2 separate regions of the Homo sapiens genome follow, and region 1 is linked to region 2. A link is a contact called in ENCODE Hi-C data. All regions are on one chromosome and are shown on one strand. The core of a region is the stretch at or near the end of the contact, and the rest is flanking DNA. Distances in the headings are between cores, read along the strand shown. Region 1 holds the start of LINC02388 (long intergenic non-protein coding RNA 2388). Region 2 holds the start of LRIG3 (leucine rich repeats and immunoglobulin like domains 3).

What was found. A loop is a pair of places that touch in the nucleus more often than their neighbours do. Pooled maps may share reads with other maps.
Region 1: a map of Right ventricle myocardium inferior shows a loop between it and region 2 (4-fold over the local background). The contact joins the promoter of LINC02388 here to the promoter of LRIG3 in region 2. A Hi-C loop is called at or near these places in 3 of 168 maps with a recorded cell type or tissue (Caco-2, HepG2 and Right ventricle myocardium inferior) and 3 of 50 pooled maps.

The regions. Positions count from the first base shown.
Region 1 is chr12:58,780,120-58,784,425 of GRCh38, forward strand. It overlaps LINC02388 (long intergenic non-protein coding RNA 2388), which reads right to left and starts at 1,597. Exons shown (of 8, transcript NR_120452.1): 1 at 1,452-1,597. The region is part of intron 1 of LOC100506869 (a long non-coding RNA gene); the gene reads left to right.
Region 2 is chr12:58,918,021-58,922,715 of GRCh38, forward strand. LRIG3 (leucine rich repeats and immunoglobulin like domains 3) reads right to left here and starts at 2,484. Exons shown (of 19, transcript NM_153377.5): 1 at 1,980-2,484. The coding sequence starts at 2,215. LRIG3-DT (LRIG3 divergent transcript) reads left to right here and starts at 2,684. Exons shown (of 6, transcript NR_183518.1): 1 at 2,684-2,770; 2 at 3,379-3,452. RefSeq lists an enhancer at 1,381-1,650 and silencers at 2,031-2,110, 2,531-2,640, 3,259-3,368.

The DNA.
Region 1 (4,306 bases), core at 347-2,846, 140 kb before region 2:
TACCATTTGACCCAGCAACCCCATTACAGGGTATATATCCAAAGGAATATAAATAATTCTACTATAAAGACACATGCACATGTATGTTTATTGCAGCACTATTCACAATAGCAAAGACTTGGAACTAACCTAAAGGTAGTTCTTAAGGCTAAAATGAAATTATTCTAAACAGTAACTCATATCCATATGCAGAGATAAAGAGAACCAAACAGATTGCATAAGTAGATATAAAAGACAGTATAGATGAATTTTTTGTTTCTAATATTTTTCCTGTTTGATTTAAAAGACAATGGTATAAAAAAAGCAATAATTATAAATCCGTGCTGATGGGCATACTGTGTATAAAGATACAATTTGCACAGCAACAATAGATAAATAAAAGAAGAGGAAATGGGACTGTATAAGAGCAAAGTTTTTACAAAATATTGAGATTAAGTAGACATTAAACTAGGTTATTATAAATTTAGTATTAATAATCCTACAAAAATAGATAGCAAAAGAAACTACACAGGAATTAAAATAGTACATTAGAAAAATCCTATTTAACACAAAAGAAAGCAGTAATAGAGTAATGAACAGAAATTACATAAGACATATATAAAAAAATTAAAACATAGCAGCCATATATCCTACTTTATCAGTTATTACATTAAGTTTAAATAGATTAAACCTCTACTTAAAAGCAGAGACCATTAGAATGAATAGAAAACATAATTCAACTACATGCTGACTACAACAGACGTATTTTAAAATTCAAAGACAGAATTAGATTGAAAGTAAAAGGATAGAAAAAGATATATCATACAAGCAGTAACTAAAAGAGAACTGGAATAACATACTACTATCAGATAAAATAGACTTAAAACTATTATTTTAAAAAGGATTAATTAAATAATTATAATTTAACTTTAATAATTAAAAATTATTTACAAAAAGGATATTTTATGAAAAAAGGGTCAATCCATAAAGAAGATATGATTATTATAAATATGTATGCAATCATAATGATCAAGAGCCTCAAAATACATGAAGCAAAACTGATAGAACTGAAGGAGAAATATACAATTCAACAATAATAGGTGAAGACTCCAATACCTCACTTTCAATAATGAATAGAACAACTAGACACAATATTAACGAAACAGAAGACTTGAACAACACTATAAATCAGATGGACCTAAATTATATTTATAGAACACTCCACAGAACAACAGCAGAATATACATTCTTCACAAGTCCTTTGGACCAGGTTCACCATGAGCCATTTACTAATTCCAGAGGAGAACTCCTACTACATGGAGAATAACAAAGATCATCGCAATGCCAACCACCAGAACTAAAAGTTGAAACACTTCTGTACACTACATCTTGGGCTGTAATTTTTATCACTTGCAGAAGTCCAGTGAGACAGAACACTCATACAAATTAAGAAAAGCAATTCAGTTACTCACAGGTATGTAGCAAGGGACAGCAGAAGCTATGAATTACGGCAAGCCAGTCCCTACGTCTCGGAAAAGCTGCCCAGGGTGGTGAAAGCTGCCCAGGGTGGTGGACTGAGTCTCTGCAAGTGCCTCACATCTCACTGCAACTGAGGAACCCCAAAAACACTCTGCTCTGTTTTTTATACTACAGAGACAACTTAGATTACTGTGCTAAAACATTGTAGGACATCCTGTTCTAGGAGGAACAGAAATAGAGCCCAGATTGTTCCAAACAGTTTCTCCTTATCTCAGGATGCTGTGTTCTCGGCACATTCTATAGCTATTCCGAAAATTACAAGTGAGATGGCGGAAAGAGCTGGGCCAGCCAAGGTTAGCCAGAGCCCTGTCCTGCAAATCAACATGAGGCATTCTCCAGGACAGACTACATATTAGTCCACAAAACCAATCTCAATAACTTTAAAATAACTGAAATTAAACAAAGTATGTTTTATGACCACAATGGAATGAAATTAGAAATTAATAGTAGAAGGAAAGTGAGCAAATTCATTAATAAGCAAAAGTGAAACAACGTAATCCTAAACAACCAATTGATCAGAGAAGACACCACAAGGGAAATTAGAATGTACATTGAGATTAAAAACTAGTACAGACACAAAACACTAAAGTGTATGGAATGCAAACAAAGCAGTGTTTAGAAGGAAATTTATAGTTCTAGATCCTTGAGGAATTGCCACACTGTCTTCCACAATGGTTGAACTAGTTTACAGTCCCACCAACAGTGTAAAAGTGTTCCTATTTCTCCACATCCTCTCCAGCACCTGTTGTTTCCTGACTTTTTAATGATCGCCATTCTAACTGGTGTGAGATGGTATCTCATTGTGGTTTTGATTTGCATTTATCCGATGACCAGTGATGTAAGAACTTAAAGTATAATAAAAAAAGAAGGAAATTTATAGCTATAAACATATATTTTTAAAATATAAACCCCCAAATTAACAATCTATTAACATATGCAAGTCAATAAACGTGATACACTACATAAACAGAATTAAAAACAAAAAATCACATGATCATCTCAATAGACACAGAAAAAGCATTTGACAAAATCCAGGATCCCTTTATGATTAAAACCCTCAGCAAAATTGGCATAGAAGGTGTGATGGTTAATACTGAATGTCAACTTGATGGGATTGAAGGATGCAAAGTATTGTTCCTGGGTGTGTCTGTGAGAGTGTTGCCAAAGGAGATTAACATTTGAGTCAGTGGACTGGGAGAGACAGGTCTACCCACAACCTGGGTGGGCACCATCTAATCAGCTGCCAGCGCAGCTAGAATAAGGCAGGCAGAAGGATGTGGAAGGACTAGACTTGCTGAGTCTTCCAGTCTTCATCTTTCTCCCTTGCTGGATGCTCCCTGCCCTCAAACATAAGACTCCAAGTTCTTTGGCTTTTGGACTCATGGACTTACACCAGTGGCTGGCCAGGGACTCTCGGGCCTGTGGCCACAGACTGAAGGCTGAACTGTCAACTTCTCTACTTTTGACGTTTTGGGACTCGGACTGATCCACCACTAGCTTCCTTGCTCCTCATCTTGCAGATGGCCTATCGTGGGACTTCACCTTGTGATTGTGTGAGTCAATTCTCCTTAATAAACTCCCTTTCATATATACATATATCCTATTAGTTCTGTCCTTCCAGAGAAACCTGATTAATACAGAAGGGACATACCTTAATGAAATAAAAGCCATCTATGACAAACCAACAGCCAACATAATACCGAAAGGAAAAGAATTGAAAGCATTCCCCTTGAGAACTGGAACAAGACAAGGCTTCCCACTCTTACCACTCGTCTTCAACACGGTACTGGAAATTCTAGCCATAGCAATTTGACAAGAGAAAGAAATAAAGGACATTCAAATCGGTAAAGAAGAAGTCAAACCATCATTGTTTGCTGATGATATAATTGTACAACTAGAAAACCCTAAAAACTCCTCCAAAAAGCTCCTAGAACTGATAAATGAATTCAGCAAAGTTTCAGGATACAAAATTAATGTACACAAATCAGTAGCTCTGCTATACACCAACAGCGACCAAGCAGAGAATCAAATCAAGAACTCAAATCCTTTTACAATAGCTGCAAAAAAAATAAAATACTTAGGAATATACCCAACCAAGGATGTGAAAGACCTCTACAAGGAAAACTACAAAACACTGCTGAAAGAAATCATGGATGACACAAACAAATGGAAACAGATCCCATGCTCATGGATGGGTAGAATCAACATTGTGAAAATGGCCTTACTGCCAAGAGAAATCTACAAATTCAATGCCATTCTTATCAAAATACCACTATCATTCTTCACTAAACTAGAAAAAAAATCCTAAAATTCATACGGAACCAAAAAAGAGCCCTTATAGCCAAAGCGAGACTAAGCAAAGAGAACAAATCTGGAGGCATCACATTGTCTGATTTCAAGCTATACTATACGGCCATAGTCAGCAAAACAGCATTGTACTGGTACAAAAATAGGCACATAGACCAATGTAACAGAATAGAGAACCCAGAAATAAATCCAAATACTTACAGCCAACTGATCTTCAACAAAGCAAACAAAAACATAAAGTAGGAAAAGGACACTCTATTTAACAAATGGTGCTTGGATAATTGGCAAGCCACATGTAGAAAAATTAAACTGGATCCTCATCTCTCACCTTACACAAAAATCAACTCAAGATGGATCAAAGACTTAAATCTAAGACCTGAATCCATAAAAATTCTAGAAGATAACATCAGAAAAACCCTTCTAGACATTGGCTTAGGCAAAGACTTCATGACCAAGAACCCAAAAGCAAATGCAACAAAAA
Region 2 (4,695 bases), core at 1,234-3,733:
ATTTACAATAAAGAATCCAGACCACATGGTTTGGTGACACCTACAAAGATGGTTAAAAGTCACAGAAGTACAGGAATGACAGAGCTGTCCAATAAGTGATCACAGCAGGGTTCCTGACAACAGACTGAGTGCTTATTTATACAAGTGGAACTTATTTTCACATACATTTAAGGAATGTGGGCTAGTATTGAGACAATTTACTGCTGGTGGAAATGTAATTAAAGACTGTGCTAACCAAATAAACTCTAATTTGTTTTTAGTGTGCCACCAAATTATCTGCAAAACAAAATCCTAATTAGGTCAGCTACTTTTAAGACAATGTTTAAATAGGTATCGAACCCCTTTTGGTTCAACTCAACTTCTGATCAAGGGCAACACAGATTTTTTTTCTAAACATCTAAATCCAGGAAAAAAGAAAAAAAGTACTGCACACTAGCATGATCACAATAGACAACTTGACATTGAAAAACTATCGAATACAAGTTAGATGCCGTGAATAATCTAAGCATATCTAAATACACTCCAGGAAGCACTGTATTCATTTTCTCTTTCTCATCCCTCTATTATTCCTAAGTGTTCACCTCCAGTCATTTACATGTTCAGTTCCATATGTTGTCAATAGAGCCATTCACTCATGAATAAGGCAGCATGACCTCCACAAGAGGCAATTTAACAGAATTAGCCACAACTAATTGAAAGTCTCCCTGCTTTCGGTTAAAGACCTTATCTCCTCTTCCAATTGCAATAAAAACTACTAAATAAAACGTCCCAAGAAATTAAATATCAATCCAATACTAATTCTACTTTATTAAACTAAGGCTTATTAAAAACACAAGGAATATACTTTCTGATGGCCAACAATTCTACATTCACAAAAGTTATTTAGATTAGCACAATAATTTTAAAATATAAATTCTTAAACACCTGACCAAACCTCCTACCACATTAGGGCATTGGAATAGTTCACTAGAATTGTTTTAAAAACTTAAAATTTTCATTGCAATTCTGCTAAGTCAAAATATAAGATTACGTATGAAGTGCACTTTTATTTTAAACAGAACAACTACTTTAAAAAATACAAATTTTGATTGTTTACTTTTTACAGCACTCCAATTTTAAAACTGGGACTGAGGAAGAAAAGAGATGACATTTGGAAAAGATCAGCATTTCCAACTAAATTACATTTTCTTCCTTGTTCTTCACGCAGTTGGCAGTGATTTCAGGTTTTCAGACTTCGCAGCTAAAAATCCAAAAACTTGCATAAGAGCTCCCTGCGCTCTCCCCTAAACCGTCTGGGCGTTCTGAGGAGCTACAGAAATCACGCCCTTGATTCTGGATAATCGAGTTCCGCCCTTTCCATAGCTACCGACCAGTCTTTACAATCTGGTTGAGGAGTGGGAACTTACGGTCTGCTAATGTGAAAAAGCAAGCAGAGGGAGAACAACAGAAGTACGTCCACCATAACTTGGAGAATGACCGAATTCTGTTGAGGGGGCTTCCCAAATGAAAAGCCTGACTTCAGTTACTGGGTGGGAACAGGAAAAGGAGTCTGACGCAGCTAGAAACTAAAACTGAACCAGACTCATAACTCAGCGAGAACTGCAAACTCCTGATGTGTGCAGGTTGCCGCTTATCTCCCCTGGGCCTGGCAGGAGCAAGCATTTGAACCCCTTGGCTAGCTTAGGGCGCAGGACTTCATCCCCAATCTCTGGCGTCGTTACTGGCCCCCAACCCTGGTCTACCTGCAGCCAGTTAGGACGCGCCAAGAGCCCACCTGCGCCGCCCGCAAAGCACGTGGGAGGGAAACTGAGGCCCGGACAGTTCTTTTTCCACGCCCACGGAGCGCCGATCGCGGCCTGGGCCAGAAGGAGCTATACGGCAAAAAGGGGACTGCACGCCGAACCCCATTCCCCGCCGGCTCCTGTTTTCTCGAATCTCCAGCGGCCCGGGCCCCCTCCCCCCGCGGGAAGAATACTTACAGCCGAGCGACCCAGGACGGGAGTGGCTCGGGAAGACGCGCTAGCCGCTTACGACTGCAGTCCAGCAGGTCCCCGAGGCAGCGGCAGGTAGTGGGGCATGGGCGCTCGGCGGCTACCCCAGAGGGCTGCCCGAGTTCCCCGCGACCGCCGCTGTCTGACCGGCCAGCGCGCCCCAGCACCGCGCACAGCAGCAGCCCCAACCCCGCGGCGCGCGCACGGAGGCTCGGCGCGCTCATCGCGGTCCAGCGGCCTAGGTCTCTACCCGAAGCTCCCAGCCGGCGCGCGCTCGGGGCCCGGCACAAACTTCCAGCCGAGGGTGCACGCCCGCCCTCGCGGTCGCGTGCGCGCTCCTCCCTCGCGCTGCCCGGTCAATTCCTTCTTTTACTCCCGGCGGCGAAGCCCTTTCATGCCCCCAAACAGCAGGAGGGAAACCGAAAAGAACTGCCAACTGCAACAGAGTTGCAGCTTGAGCAGCGTCGGCTCGCCGAAGCCCCTTCTTGTCTGCAAAAGAAACTTTTTCGCCTCCACCCCGCGGCACTGCGCCAAGTCCCCGCGCGGCGGAGTAGCAAGGCGGGCGGGTAGAGGCCGACGCGCGCCCATTGGCCGACTCGGCTGCGGGCGTCCCCGTGGCCACGTGACAATAACACCGCTCCAGCCGGGGGCCTACGCGCGGGAGAAAGTGGAGCTGAGATTGTAGGAAATTCAGAGTTATATTTTCCAGCCTCTCCAGCCAGAAGTCTCCACTACGTCGTGGGAAACATATATCAAATGGAGTTGAAAGGCAAAAGGAAGTGAGCAAATACTGGGCTAGTTCTCGGAGTTGGAGGTATTTAGGAGAACTTCAGGGAAGTAAAGTTTAATTAGCAGTGTTTTCAGGAAACTTTTCAATTCCAAATTAAAGACACTGATAAATTATCCTACCATCCACAGATGAAAGAGTGGTTTCAATGAAAACAGCTCTTTCAACGTTAATGCTGGTGGGTGTTCCCCCATACATCGGCTTCAAAAGTAAAAACAATAATAAAACGTAAAACTCGTGGTTTTGGAAAGTGTATATTGAATTACAAATAGCCAGCCTTCGTGCACTGGATAAAGCTGGGCGGGGTGGGGGATGGGAGATGACCTTCTAATAGACCTCGATGGCAATCATAGATTCCTGGTAATAGTAATAATAAAAGTAGTCACAGTGACATTTCAAAGTAAAATGAAAACTAAGACCTTGGAGGAAAAAATTAGTATATGCACCTTGGTCCACTTGCGCTTTGAGTAATGACACATGTTGATTGAGAATGCTACCAGGGTAAAAGTACCTCCCGGCCTCCTCAGCTGGGGGAGTGGATGTTTGGGGCTGGATTCAGGCTACAGGACTTCCCAGTGAAGTTTGTTCCTTAACTTACAGGTGATCAGCGCCACAAGATGTTGAAACTAATGGAGACCGCAGAGATCATGTGCTAAGGGGCCTTCCTCCTCTGGGTAAGGAAATAGACCTAGAGAACGTAACTAATGTGTTTGTTGCAAAAAAAATAAAAATAAAAGCAAGACAGAAAACATGAACAAACCAAAAAACAAACCCTGGAAGCTTAAAGTAAGTTTTCACTTCTATACATTGTTTATTGCATGCTGTCTGCCCAAGCTTGTCTGTCCTTGGAGTTGCGTAAACTGCTCATGATTGAGGAGTGGAGATAGCTTGTGGAGTTGAGACTTTAACCCTGACTCTAAGGCCCATTGATTTTTCACTGTAGCAAATCACTCCCACTTACGGGGGAAGGAAAAGACTCACTTTGAAGTTAACACACCCTATTTTAGATATGGTATCCCATTTTCTTATTTCCAGCTACCATTAACAACAACGCTACTACCTTTTTGGATGATGTATAATTATAATTAGAAAATATCTATAATGATGGCACCTTGGTTTTGAATTTATGATTTTGTCTGCTTGGGAGTAGACAAAACACACTACAGTCATAGTAAGGATTTTCCAGCTCAGTATCCCCCATCTATTTTTATTTATTTTTTTTATTTTTTTATTTTTGAGATGGAGACACTCCAGTCTGTCACCCAGGCTGGAGTGGGGTGCAGTGATGCGATGTCGGCTCGCTGCAACCTCTACCCCCTGGGTTCAAGCAATTATCCTGCTTCAGCCTCCCAAGTAGCTGGGATTACAGGTGCCCACCACCACACCCGGCTAATTTTTTTGTATTTTTAGTGGAGACAGGGTTTCACCATGTTGGCCAAGCTGGTTTCTAACTCCTGACCTCAGGCTATCCGCCCGCTTTGGCCTCCCAAAGTGTTGGGATTACAGGCGTGAGCCACCACACCCGGCCCCCCATCTATTTCATACAAGGAAAATTAGGTATAATTCATTGAAGTTTTTAAAAAGAAGAAAGATTCCATTGTACACATGCCATTATGCATAAGCAAGGTAACATCAGTATGGAGGCTTGCTCTTGAGACATGAGACATATGACAGGGATATAAATGTGCTACCATTTTGGGGAGTTTTGGCTCATTTCCTTTTCTCATTCTTTATTCTCCTTGTATAATTTCATCTTCTTCCATGAATTCCATTTACATTTACATGCTGACATATACAACATCCATATTTCAGCCCAGGTCTTTTTCCTAAACTCGAAATCCATATGTGCAATTACCCACAGGTCATTAAAAATTGGATGTTCAAATGTAACATGTCTAGAATTAAATTTCACCACCC